Regions from separate parts of the Homo sapiens genome. Here all the other regions are linked to region 1. Evidence: chromatin contacts called from ENCODE Hi-C or POLR2A ChIA-PET data. All regions are on one chromosome and are shown on one strand. The core of a region is the stretch at or near the end of the contact, and the rest is flanking DNA. Distances in the headings are between cores, read along the strand shown.

What was found. Hi-C counts contacts between places; a loop is a spot of excess contacts on that map. ChIA-PET counts read pairs that join two places held with the same protein, here RNA polymerase II (POLR2A). Pooled maps may share reads with other maps.
Region 2: a map of CD8-positive, alpha-beta T cell shows a loop between it and region 1 (24-fold over the local background). The contact joins the promoter of DMAC2L here to the promoter of TOGARAM1 in region 1. A Hi-C loop is called at or near these places in 1 of 168 maps with a recorded cell type or tissue (CD8-positive, alpha-beta T cell), 1 of 37 single-sample maps with no recorded cell type and 8 of 50 pooled maps. POLR2A ChIA-PET finds 5 or more read pairs at or near these places in 1 of 52 experiments (WTC11).
Region 3: a map of naive thymus-derived CD4-positive, alpha-beta T cell shows a loop between it and region 1 (10-fold over the local background). The contact joins the promoter of FRMD6 here to the promoter of TOGARAM1 in region 1. A Hi-C loop is called at or near these places in 1 of 168 maps with a recorded cell type or tissue (naive thymus-derived CD4-positive, alpha-beta T cell) and 6 of 50 pooled maps. POLR2A ChIA-PET finds 5 or more read pairs at or near these places in 1 of 52 experiments (activated T-cell).
Region 4: a loop to region 1 is called in a pooled map, with 7 times the contacts of the local background. The contact joins the promoter of BRMS1L here to the promoter of TOGARAM1 in region 1. A Hi-C loop is called at or near these places in 2 of 50 pooled maps.

Annotation. Positions count from the first base shown.
Region 1 is chr14:44,960,940-44,963,989 of GRCh38, reverse strand. It overlaps TOGARAM1 (TOG array regulator of axonemal microtubules 1), which reads right to left and starts at 1,800. Exons shown (of 20, transcript NM_001308120.2): 1 at 1-1,800. The coding sequence starts at 1,568. It overlaps KLHL28 (kelch like family member 28), which reads left to right and starts at 2,043. Exons shown (of 5, transcript NM_017658.5): 1 at 2,043-2,144. RefSeq lists enhancers at 1,343-1,857, 1,507-2,316, 1,858-2,372, 2,887-2,976.
Region 2 is chr14:50,310,432-50,313,749 of GRCh38, reverse strand. It overlaps DMAC2L (distal membrane arm assembly component 2 like), which reads right to left and starts at 1,426. Exons shown (of 6, transcript NM_001382507.1): 1 at 1,361-1,426. L2HGDH (L-2-hydroxyglutarate dehydrogenase) reads left to right here and starts at 1,521. Exons shown (of 10, transcript NM_024884.3): 1 at 1,521-1,739. The coding sequence starts at 1,600. RefSeq lists silencers at 1,042-1,271, 1,332-1,461.
Region 3 is chr14:51,650,583-51,653,626 of GRCh38, reverse strand. FRMD6 (FERM domain containing 6) reads right to left here and starts at 1,717. Exons shown (of 14, transcript NM_001267046.2): 1 at 1,631-1,717. It overlaps FRMD6-AS1 (FRMD6 antisense RNA 1), which reads left to right and starts at 1,883. Exons shown (of 1, transcript NR_037676.1): 1 at 1,883-3,044. RefSeq lists silencers at 944-1,093, 1,104-1,163, 1,174-1,263, 1,474-1,923, 2,054-2,123 and an enhancer at 2,096-2,714.
Region 4 is chr14:35,824,929-35,828,134 of GRCh38, reverse strand. It overlaps BRMS1L (BRMS1 like transcriptional repressor), which reads right to left and starts at 1,797. Exons shown (of 10, transcript NM_032352.4): 1 at 1,477-1,797. The coding sequence starts at 1,618. RefSeq lists silencers at 1,237-1,406, 1,657-1,756.

The sequences.
Region 1 (3,050 bases), core at 551-3,050:
TTGCTATCTACAAGAGCTGGGGCAAGATCAAAGGACAGTTTGGGCAAGTCAAAATCCTCACTAGGATAGGTCAGCAGGGAGCAGATGCAAATGTTCACCACCTCCTCTCTCACTCTGGAATGCTTATGTTTGAGATGTTCCAGGAGTAAACAAAGCACCTGCTGAGGTCCTACTTCCTTCATTAGCTTGAGGAAGATTTTCATGTATTCTTGTTTGATCACCAACTTGTTGTCCGCCAGCACTTTGACAGAAGCTGCTATAACTGGTCCCAAGAACTGCTGTACCTGCTCTCCAAGGCGAATAACCAGTAAATGCAGGACTTCAAGTGTGCCATGCACCACTTTGAAGTTAGAATCGTCTAACAAATTATATAGCAAACTAATGAAGCCAACAAGACTAGAATGAGGAGTAGAACTAGGGTTAAATTTTCCCAGCACCTGCTTTAGTTCTTCGACGGCCTGGGTCCGGTTCTTATAGTCTTCCTGATCCAATAATCGTGAATGCAGCTCCTGAGGAATAATCCCAAATTTAAGATTGCTGTTGGAAAGAGTCACTGCACAGGGAAGGGGATCTTCAGGAAATCCAGAGGCTTCAAGTTCCAAATAATAAGGAACCTGACTTCCAAACTGGGACTCCAGGCGGCGATTGTAGTGTCTCCTCAGGGCAGAGGGCAGACGAGAAATGTAAGATTGAAACCTGTCTTGGCCAAGTCGCTCCCCAATTTGTTGAAGTGCGGAGAAAGCTGTCTCAGATTCTTCTTCTGTCTCCTGATCACCAAGCTTTCGGGCTAGGGATATTATCACCTCGGTGAGATCCAGACCAAGCAACAAGTCCTCAGTAGTAAGCAAGATGGGAAGCAGTAGTGCTGTGGAAGCTCTAAGTCGGGCATCGGTACTTTCCAGTCCTTGTTGTATAAGCGTTCTCAGCACCTCTCCAGGACTACGTTTCAGACATATATGAAGGATCTGCAGCGCATCTTTCCGCAGGGCTGGATTCTCTTCCCGTAACGAGACAACTAGTTGAGGCAAAAGTGCTAAGCTAAAGGCCTCTTCAAGCTGGCCTGCCTCCCCCTGACCCCGGAGAACGTCCGAGAGAAGTTGCAAGCAGAGCCGCTTCTCATCACTACCTCCTTCCACAAGCACTCGGCCCAGTGCCCGATACAAAGCTTCCTTGCGTCGGGGGAAGCCAAGTCGACCGCCCCGCCGCGGCAAAGCAGCTTGCAAAGCCTGGAAGGCCTCAGAAGGATCCCGGGCAGTGCGGAGGAGTTGAAGGAGCCGAGTGTCCTCTTCATCTCCCCCTGACAAACCGCCTCCAGACTCAGACCAGCTGCTTGAGACTGCCTCCGAGGGCATCAAGAGGGCCGAGGCCAGAGGCGAAGTTGTAGTGGGGCAGGAACCGTGGTCCCCCGCAGCTCCACGGAAGTAGTAGTTTTTCTCTCCTCTCATAATGCCCCCAACTCGACTATCATCGGTCTCTGGGGCGGAAGGACGACTGCGGCTCTGGAGCCGATAGGTAGAGAGGACTGGAAAGGGCGGCAGCAGAAGCAGCGCGGAGGGGGCAGCCGCCATGCAGGGTTGTCAGGTGGTGGTGGTTGGAAGAAACCATTGCCGTCTCCAAAGGGCTCGATGGAGCCCAGACTTCCAGATCCTCTCCAAGCCCCAAGCTGCAGAAGAGGCAAAAGAACAGCTTCAGCCTGCCGCCAGGCCGCCCCCAACTCCGGGAGGCAGCCTCTGGCAAAATGGCCCCCGTCTGAGCCCTAGACCCCACAGCTGCCACCGGGCGTAACCAAGGGCACCACGTGACCAAACCGATTGCTTCCATGGTGATGTACCCAGCGCGGACCTCTTGACCCGGAAATCCACTTGCCGTGATGAATGCTGGGTTATGTAGTCCACGTCAGGTGTTGAGACTAGGCCAAAGTCTCCTGGAAGAGGAAGTCAGAACGTTGTAAACGCAGCTACAGCGGAGAAGGGAGGAGGGGTGAAGCCATTTGACGGATGTGACGCTTTCCTTGCTCTGGGCGGAAGTTGCCCGCCCCACCCGTAAGAGTTAGGGTTTGACCGGAGCTAGTGAGGATCCAGCCCAGGCTCCAGTTGTCCGCGGTTCCTCCTCCTGTCGCTGCCCGTGTGATTACTGAGACTCAGGTATTTTCCTTTTGCTGTCCTCCAGCGGTGCAGGCTTTGGCAGTGTTTTGCCCGAATGCCACTGGTGCTAGAGTAAGAGGCAAAGGACTGAGCGGAGCAGGTGGAAAGAGAGGCGACATCTTCTTGTGCAGGGCTCGTCACCCTTGTAAACGCGTTACTCTCTACCACCCTGAGTAACTGCGATCCTTTCCTCTTGCCATCTGCTTATCAGGACAGAAGATCTGGACCACGGCCAAGCTCACAAATCGGGTATTTTTTTTCAATTCCTGGTCTTTGGGGCCTTTATTCGCCTCCCCCTTCTCCTTTTGTCGACTTCTCTTAACCCTCCGGCCGCAGAGGGTTAATTTTTTTTTGTTTTTGTTTGTTTGTTTTTGGCAACGTTTCCTTACCCTCATCACTTTGCGTTTTCTTTACAACGTACATAATATGGAAATAGGTCTGTTTTTTTCCCCCTGTAGCTAACCGCCTCTCCCTTAGACGTTATCAAAATCTTTCCTTCTAATGCAGTTCCTCTGTGGGACTCTCCCCTAACCTCCGCCCCCTCCGTCTGCCGCCCTAGCCTCCCTGCAGGATCCTCAAGCGTCTCTGCAGCCTTTCAGTCTCCTAGAGACAGAGATTGCGAAGACAATTTCACTTGCGGTGGAAGTTCTTGGCATCATGGTTCTAAGAGAATTCTGCCTTGTGGATTTAGGAATGATAGTAGACATTTATTTATTTTAGGCGAACTGAGAATTTTGTGTGCATTTTCTCCTCATAAGTGATACTTAAACGGACACAGTGGAAGAGCTGGAGTGTCTAGTGTGAGCCTGAATGCTTTGGAGTGTGGAAGAGATATTTTTTTTTTTTGAAGGAATAATACTATTACTTTTGAATGACTCGTGCGAAAAGTCTAAGTTATCATTTGAA
Region 2 (3,318 bases), core at 177-2,676, 5.4 Mb before region 1:
TACAAAATGAGGAATCTGAATGAGATCAATGGATTGTGTGAATGTCAATTACCTGGTTGTGATATGGTACTAGTTTTGCAAGATGCTACCACTGGGAAGACTGGGTAAAGGGTACACAGAATCTCTATTCTTACAATTGCATGGAAATCCACAATTACCTCACAAAGTTGAATAACCATCTCTTTTTTTCATCTGTGATGGAACAAGCAGGCAATATTCTACATTGTTTTAACAAATAAAGCAAACTATGTACCACTGTTCTGGTGGTAAAACCCTTTAACCATAATAAATGTCATCACGTAGCAAATGCTTCACTGTGCTAAACACCTGCTGACCTTATCTCGTGTAATCCGCTCAACGGCCCTAAGACTAGGGAGACACTGCTATCATTCCTAGTTCACTGAGGAGGGTCTGAGGCAAAGAGGTGAAGTGATTTCCTGGAGCTACCTGACCAAAGACTGGAACCAAGATTCTTAGAGGCACACGAAGTCCTTCTGGTAATAAATCTGTATAATTCTATTTGTTATGTTCAGCTGTCCTAACCCTAAAAATTAAAAACTGCCATCAAGCATACAGAATGAGTGTTAGCAACACCGGCACAGTGACAATTTTAAAGAGTTAGAAGGTCCTTTAGAGATTACACAGCCCATCGCCCTCATTTTTACATAAAGGGAATCAGGTGAAGTGACCTGCACAGGTGAGTCGCTGCTCAGAGACCGCACAGCACATTTAAAACTGTATCTCGGTTCAGTACTCAAGAAAAGGACACAGACTTATAAATGGTGGCAAAAACCGAGCTGTCTGGTTCTTCCGGTACCCAGTGCCGGGTCGAGTACAGAGCAGGCGCTCCATATTTACAAGACGAATCAATGACTGAATGAATAGCACCGCCAGGAGCCCCATAAAAGAAGTCCAGAAGACTGCGGGCTGTCAGTCTTCGCTGTGACAAAGAGCCTCCGTGAGGAGCGAGGATTAGGGCCGGACAGGGAGCGCCCTTCTAGTGGACGCTCGACTGGGCTGGGGCCGGGATGGAGACGGTGGGTGCCCAGGCCCTCCGTCTACCGCGGGCCGCGTGCGGGGCCGAGCGAGGACCCGGCTGGAGCTGGAGCGGGGGCGGGGCGGGGGCGGGGCCGAGGGCGAGCCGGAAGAAAGAAGCCGCAGGGCCCGCCCAAACAAGAATTTTCACCGTAATCCCGCCCAGAGTTTCTCCCACGGCCCCATGTCCGCATGGCGGTGAAGGTCGAAGACGCGCGACCCAAAGGGCCAGGTTTTCAGTCAGCCCAGCGTTGGCGACGGGCGAGGGCAGAACACAACCACCACCCTAGTCCCGCCCGGCTCGGGGCCTAGCTTCTCTACTCACAGCGTCGGAGGGAGGGAGGGAGGGAGCGAGCCAGCGTCCCCGCGTCTGCGGCACCCTGGCCGGCCCTTCGCCCTCCGACGCGCGCGCCTATTGGCCACCGCAGCCTCTCCCACATGGGGCGAAGGCGCGCCACTTCATTGGCCCCCGCGTGAGGGGCGGGGCTAAAGAGCGCGGGTCCTCGGCCGTGGAGGGTCAAGTGGCTTCTTCTGAGCGCTGAGGGAGGGGAGCGTGCGTAGGGGATGGTGCCAGCGCTGCGTTATTTGGTTGGTGCCTGCGGACGGGCCCGCGGGCTTTTCGCCGGTGGCTCCCCTGGGGCGTGCGGGTTCGCGTCTGGGAGGCCAAGACCGCTGTGTGGAGGTAGCCGCAGCGCCAGCACCAGGTGAGTGGCCGCTGGTCCTCCCCGCCGCCTGCGCTGCTGCCCCTCGCGGAGGCACCTGGTGGTGGACCTGTGCCCCTGTTCGTATTTCCCTGTCCCGGGGTGAGAGCAGGTTGGGGTCCTGTGGCACTCCAACCTCGGATCCCAGGAGCTACCAACCTGCAGGTTCATTCGTTGTATTTACGGGCCGGAGGAAAGGCAGTGTATAGAGTAGAGGTCGGGAGTAGCTCTGGCTTTGAACAACCCGTCCACTTTCTGTTGAACTCTGGGCTAGTTACTTAACCTCCTTAAAGGCTCAGTTGTGAATTGGACCTTAGTCTCTCCTGTAGGTGGTCATTTGAAGGATAAAAGGACCTAGCACACAGTATAAGCAATCAAATATGCTCTTTATAAGCTGGAGTCTTTGGCGTTGCTTGGAAGATCTGAATACAGTCTTAAATCAGTTCCTGGCACACCCCGCATAGTGTTGCCCCCGTCGGAGGCAGCTCTTATGCTAATGAAAGCCCGCAGAATTCAGTGTCCTGTGATTTATAGTTTGGACGTCACATTCGAAACCATTGTCTTTCTCTGTCCTCTGTAGAAGAAACAGTTTGTGTGAAGGCTGTAAGGCTTGGAGAGGTTTTGGCTATTTTGACGACTAGAAGGTGGGCCATATGAGTGTGACTGAAGTTTAGTGGAAGACATATGGTGTGGAATGACCCAGAAGGACTACATCACAGCAAGGTTTTTAGTTTATTTTAACCACACGTTGACTTTTATTCTAAGAGCCACGGGAAGCTATTTAAAAGGGTTTTAAGAAGAGGCTACGCTTTAGGAGGCCGAGGCGGGCGGATCGCCTGAGGTCAGAAGTTGGAGACCAGCCTAACCAACATGGTGAAACCCCGTCTCTACTAAAAATACAAAAAAATTAGCCTGGCGTGGTGGTGGGCGCCTGTAATCCCAACTACTCCGGAGCCTTAGGAGAATCGCTTGAACCTGGGAGGCGGAGATTGCAGTAAGCTGAGATCGCACCATTGCACTCCAGCCTGGGCGACAGAGCAAGACTCTGTCTCGCAAAAAAAAAAAAAAAAAAAAAAAGAAAAGAAAAGAAAAAAAGAAGAGGCTAATAATTAAATGTTGATGTTCTAAAAGTTGACTCTGGCTGCTGCGTGTTGGTGGATAGGGGGAGTAGAGTGGGATACCAGTAATAGCGATTGTGATTTGTTATGGGGCATGTGGACAGTTCTTTTGGGAAGCTTTTCTTAAGGAAAGAAAAGTAGGGCTAGTGAAAGTTTTGTTTATACTTAAAATGTTTTTTTAAAAAATTTTTGGAGTCAGGGTCTCACTGTGTTGCCAAGGCTGGAGTGCAGTGGCACAATCATAGCTCACTGCAGCCTCCACCCTCCTGGGCTCAAGCGATCCTCCCTCCTCAGCCCCCCTCCCCAATGCTTCCTGTCCTCCAGGAGCTGGGACCACAGGCAGCTAATTATTTTCCTATTTTTTTGTAGAGACGTTGCCCAGGGTGGTCTCGAACCCCTGGCCTCAAGTGAACCTCCCTCTTCAGCCACCCAAAGTGCTGAGATTACAGGTGTGAGCCACCGTG
Region 3 (3,044 bases), core at 468-2,967, 6.7 Mb before region 1:
TCCCCCACTCTCCATCCTGTAGGTCCTGGTAGTTAAAATTTCTACAATAGTCTCATAATGCTCTAAATTCTAAAAAAAAATTTCTCATCCTTTAACACTGCTGAACCTAAATTCATGCACTGCTCTAAGAAGGAAACCCAAAAGTCACAAGCCTTTTTAATGACAGATGTATTACGGAAAATTTTCCCCACAAAGTTTTGATGCTGTGAAATATCAACTCCCTGAAATCACAGAAAGGAAATGACTTACATTCTTGGAAAATGAAGCCACTAGCAGCTTTCTCCAACAGCATTTTCTAAACCCCAAACTACACCCTGTGGCAAGAGGGAGTATTTCGTGCAAAAACTAAATTTAAATAGATGCTTATAAAACCCATAAACAAACATTGCCCGGTCCCAGAGAAGAACAGAAGGGAATCATACTCGGAAAATCCAGCAAGAGATACTTTTTCTCCACATTCAGAAATGCTGGAGAGCACAGGCTGGAAGTCAGAAGCAACCTGAGAACGCTTGCTGAAGTTTTCCTTCCCTGCTGTGAGCAATGCACAGCTCCTGAGGGAAATACTGGCAAAACAGATTTTGCGTAAAAAAATAAAAATGAAAAGGTGTTAAGGGGGAAAACGAGCTAATATTTCTTTGGACACTAGCTACACAACTACACGGCCTGAAAATCTGCCAGCTTTCAACTTTAAAATATGCTTATTTTGACATTTTCCCATCTATTCGTGCCTTTAAGAAAACGCCCGCACCATTAGGTTATGCTGTCCCAGGACTCGAGGTGTTGTTTTAATCTCTGTAGACTTTACACTTACACGGGTGGACCGCAGCTGTCCATACCTGACAGTGCCTGGCCCTCCCGGAGCCGAATCCGGTGCTCCTGTTCGCCTGGGGCTCCGCCAGCGCGCCGTAAGCTCCTCCAGAAACCCAAATTCTGCAGGCCGCACCCCCAACTCGTATCTCACCCAGGCCCCCGTCTGGCGCCGATCTGCCCCAGCTCAACCTCCGGCTCCGCAGACTAGGCACTTTCCGGGACGCGGGGCAGACCCTGCGCTCGGGTCCCTTCCCGCAGCCGGGCTGTCCGGCCTCTGCGCGCGCACAACAGGCGGCACGGCGCAGCCCCCGGGAGCGCGGGACTCGGGTGCTAGTCCCGGCGCCCAGCCACAGCGACACAGACCTGGGTGCCGGGGCCCGCCAGGGAGCCCTGTGATCCGGGGACCTCCGCGATGCAGAGAACCAGGGACCGCGCACGGAGCCCAGGCGCGCAGTCTGCAGCCAGGACCAGCCTCCCGCCCCCGCCGCTGAAGCCGCCCCGAGCTCCACGCCTCCCCCGCTGCCGGGCTCGGCTGCCCTAGGGCCTCGTCCGCCCGTCCCAGAGTGAGCGACCTCCGACTCACGGAGAAGCGACCTTACCACCGGTGCCCGACACCCAGAGCTAAGGGAGCGAGAAGAAGGCGAAGAAAGAGGCGGAGAGCGGTGCACTGCCTTCGCTGGGACTCGCGACTTCCAGAAACCCTCCCGAAACCCAGTCCCGCCGCCGCCCCGCCGGCAGGGGGCACAGCGGGCGTCCGGGGCGCGGCGGCTGAGCGATGGGGCGAGCGGAAAGGGCCCAGACGCCTGGTTCTTGTTCATACCTCGGAGAAAGTCTTGAGCACCAGGCGTTGGGCTCTCTGGTCACCCCTCTGACTCTTCCTACCGGCGCCGAGCCTGCCCCACTCCTCTCAGCCCCTTGGCCCCGCCAGCCAGAGGGGCGCTCCGCGTCCGCCCCGCCCCCCACCCACGCCTCCCGACCCGACCCGCCCCCCCGAATCCCCGCCCCCTGAGACCCCGCCCCCGACCCGCCCCAACTGGCCGCGGCGGCAGCCGAGCCGCGGGAGCTGCGCGCTGAGCTCGCGGCAGTACGGGGAGCGCCCGCCCGCCCCGCCCTGGACCCAACCAAGCGTCCCGCGGAGGGGTGCGGCCACTTGGGGGCAGGAGAAAGCGGAGTACGCCACCCCTCTAGGGACCCAGGAAGCGAGGCGAGCCTCAGGTGGACGCGGTGGTGTGGACCACGGCGATCAGGGCCTTTCCCCCTGCTGTGGAGACGGAGGTGCGAGGGGACGCCGGCGGCTCCCCACCTTCTGGCCGAGTGGCCTTCTCCGCCTCCGGCTGGACTCCCTCGGGGCGCTCCCTCCAGAGCCGAGTCGGGCTGGCCGGGGGCGGCTGTTTGGCCTGAGTGTCGTCTTACTAAAGCGGAACGCCGGAGGGGAGGCCACTCCGAGAGAAGGCGGTCCCCGGCGGAGGTGGCTTCGTGAATCCTGCAGCCCCCTGCCCGCCCGCCACTCGAGACGCCGCGCCTCGTGGGTTTCACGCTGGATGGAGGGGGCGCCGCCGAGGATGCCCAGCCTCCCCCTCTAATTCTACCTCTCCAGTTCCTCAGGTAGACACAGCCTCTGTCTGCTGTGGTTTTAGTGCCCATGGCCCCTCAGAAATTATTTTTGTCCCCTCCCGATAGTGGCTTTGGGGGATGGAGGGCGAGAGATGCAAAGGGCCAGTGGAAGATTTTTTATAGCACAAGGAATCAAGCCAGGAGATGGAGGTTTCATTGCCACCTCGGGGTCTGGGGAGGGGGCGAGCCACACCTCTCCGGTCAGTCTGCGCCCACCAGGACCTGCTGCTGGGAACCGCACACGAAAGGAGAGACACCCAGCACCTGGCCCCTAGACCCGCAGGGCGTCAACCTCCTGGGCTTCTGCCTTTCTAGGTTTCCTCTGACTTTGCTGACCCAATGACCCCTGGCCACGGGTGGCAAAAACGCCCTCACTGAGCCCTTCGCTAAAGGAGTGCCGGGGTTTATGTGTCTGGCTTTTAAAATGGGATGAGGAGACAAGGAAACAGGACCTGAGAAAGGACACTATCCAAAATCTGATGCTCTCAGAAGTCAACTTTAAAACTGCCCTGCTCCGCGGTGGCTCACGCCTGTAATCCCAGCACTTTGGGAGGCCGAGGCGGGCGGATCACGAGGTCAGGAGATCGAGACCATCCCGGCTAAAACGGTGAAACCCCGTC
Region 4 (3,206 bases), core at 548-3,047, 9.1 Mb after region 1:
TCATCTCAAATCTTTCACTTTTCTATTTCTGTTGATGCTACCGCCACTCTCCTTGTATCTTGGTTTTTCTCTTACCTTCAATCCTAAACTTGCATTCATCAATCCTGTTTTGTGCTTTCTTTGAAATCACTCACATCTATACTTTCCTGTTCTTTTCCGAGCTCAACTCCTTCTCCCAAGGTTTTCACGCTCTTTTGAATAAGCCCCAAACTCTGGCCCTTGTACTTTTTCTTACATCCCTCTCCCTGCAGGGATACCCACCACCCCAAACCAAATTCTACTCATTCTTCAAGATAATTAAGGTAATCCCACCTTCTTCAGCTAGGCTTTGTGACCACCCAATATTGAAACGATTTCCTCTGCCTCTGAATTCCTACAGCAACATTTAGTTAAGCATTCATTTGGCAATTTAATCAAGTGGTGACTTATGATAGCTTTTTAAGTGAGCCCAGATAATAACTATTTATCCCTCATATTGAGTACTGTCCAGTGCTGCACAAAGAAGTCACTCATAAATATTTTTGGATGGCTGATTTACTGATTGAAATTATATCCTTCCATGGAGATTTGCTTTGCAAGGGAAACATGAAAAGAGGGCATCTGGGTGATACTAGGCTGTCATCAACCTATCATCAATGCTTCCTTTACATGACCAAAATCAGGCCAAGACAAAGAAGTCAGTCTCATCTCCATCATTTGAATCGAAAGAAAATAATCCCGGTAATCACAAATTCCATTTCACTTTAGAATAACCATTCCTAAAAGTTTGCAAAATTTATTTGTAGTGTTAATCTGCCCTCCTCCCCCACCCAAAATAATTTAAAACAGCCCAAAGTTAGAAAAAACTGAAGGGAAGAAAAGACTTGGAGAATTTTCAACGCTGCCAAAACTCAGCCAATTTATAAGCATATGAAGATCCAAAATGAGCCCGAATGTTGGTCCCTTCCTCTCAGTCTTGCAAACTTCAGGGAGCTACTGAACGGGACCGCTCTCAAGTTAGCCCCCGAAAAGACACTGATGTAAAAGTGCTGACCGGCAAGTTGACTTGCAAACTGAGGTTAATTACTAAGCCGACCCTCTGTCCCGGCAACTCACTTGCGCTGAGAAGTGAGGGTTGCAAAGGTGAAAATAGGGAAAGAGGTCGGTGGGCTGGGGAGAGGAGGCATTTCCAGTTTGTCTGCTGCGGGAAGTTGTCCGCCTGGGCTGGTCGCTCCAGAGCACCACCGGGGGCAGGACCACGCCGCGTTTGGGAGCTGGACAAGCCCAGGCCCGCCCCGCCCCGCCGCCGGGACCCATCAGGAGCCAGACAGCGCCCAGCGACCGGTCAGGGTGCAGCCCAGGGCCCAGAGCCAGTCTCCGCCCCTTCCCTCTGTCCCCGCCCCGCTTTCCCAGCAGGACGCAGCCGCCTGGCGTGCGGAGAGCGGCCTGTCGCGCGCTGGGCGCGGGGACTCAGGGTCCCAGCAGTGGGTCGCGCACCTGAGCTATCTCCATCCTCGGAGACCGACGAGCTCTCAGTGTCCTCGTCCTCGGAGCTGCTCCCCTCATTTTCGGCGTAGTCCACCTCCATCTCATCGTGATGGTTGGTCTCCTTCTTATCCCCTCGGGAATGGACTGGCATTTTCCAGCCGCGCCGTCGCTTTCCACTACCGGCGCCCAGCCCGGCCACCGCCGCTTCAATGAAGGGCGCGCGGAACGCCCCAACCCACCCAGCCACCGAGCTTGCTCGCCCCCTTGGCTCCTCCCCGCCCCCGGCCCGGGCCTCACAACCTAACCCGCAGGCTCTGCGATGGGAGCTCTGCCATTGGCGGAGGCCTTCCACCGAGCCAGAGGGCGGGGGCTTGCCCTGCTCTGGTACGATTGGTTGCCCGCAATTACGACGCGGCCTTCCGATGCTTGCCGGGAGTTGTAGTTCGTAGGTCTCAGACCTGCAGGGGCTGCACGCTTCCATCCCTCGGCAGCCCTGATCACTTCTTCCTTCTGGACTTCAAGTCCCACAAGGCACGAAAGCTGACACTCTGGATCGCAGTTTATAAACTAAACAGAAACAGATTGTGCGAATTTAGTCTGTATTTATCTATTTCCCGCCAAGTGATTGTTTGACCTGCCTGACCATCAGAGATGTTACTGTTAGATGTGAAAATGTCTTTTGCCTAAAAGGATCTTTGCCTGCTCATTGAGCCTGGGGAACTGGAGAACCATCTGTTTTACTAAGCACCTTTATTACCTACCATTAATAAACTGTTTTATTTAATTATTAACTATAGACGATAACTTGCACTTTCTGTGTTGTGCAAAAATCTTTAAATTATTCTTGAAACTTTTACAATACAGAAGGTAAGGAAGTTTTATCTTGGCATTTTCAATCTAATATTTTTGGCATTTATTTTTTACCAAATGCAGTCGGAAAATGCCATCAGTCCTGATTTAACTTTAGTTTTCAATGAAAAATACATACTTAACCAGATGTACTTTCTCAAAAAAAGGGTACATAGCTCCCTCTCCCTCTCCCTCGCCCTCGCCCTCGCCCTCGCCCTCTCCACGGTCTCCCTCTCCCTCTCTTTCCACGGTCTCCCACTGATGCCGAGCCGAAGCTGGACTGTACTGCTGCCATCTCGGCTCACTGCAACCTCCCTGCCTGATTCTCCTGCCTCAGCCTGCCGAGTGCCTGCGATTGCAGGCGCGTGCCGCCACGCCTGACTGGTTTTCGTATTTTTTTGGTGGAGACGGTTTCGCTGTGTTGGCCGGGCTGGTCTCCAGCTCCTAACCGCGAATGATCCGCCAGCCCCGACCTCCCGAGGTGCCGGGATTGCAGACGGAGTCTCGTTCACTCAGTGCTCAATGGTGCCCAGGCTGGAGTGCAGTGGCGTGATCTCGGCTCGCTACAACCACCTCCCAGCCGCCTGCCTTGGCCTCCCAAAGAGCCGAGATTGCAGCCTCTGCCCGGCCGCCACCCCGTCTGGGAAGTGAGGAGCGTCTCTGCCTGGCCGCCCATCGTCTGGGATGTGAGGAGCCCCTCTACCTGGCTGCCCAGTCTGGAAAGTGAGGAGCGTCTCTGCCCGGCCGCCATCCCATCTAGGAAGTGAGGAGCGTCTCTGCCTGGCAGCCCATCGTCTGGGATGTGGGGAGCACCTCTGCCCCGCCGCCCCGTCTGGGATGTGAGGAGCGCCTCTGCCCAGCCGCGACCCCGTCTGGGAGGTGAGGAGCGT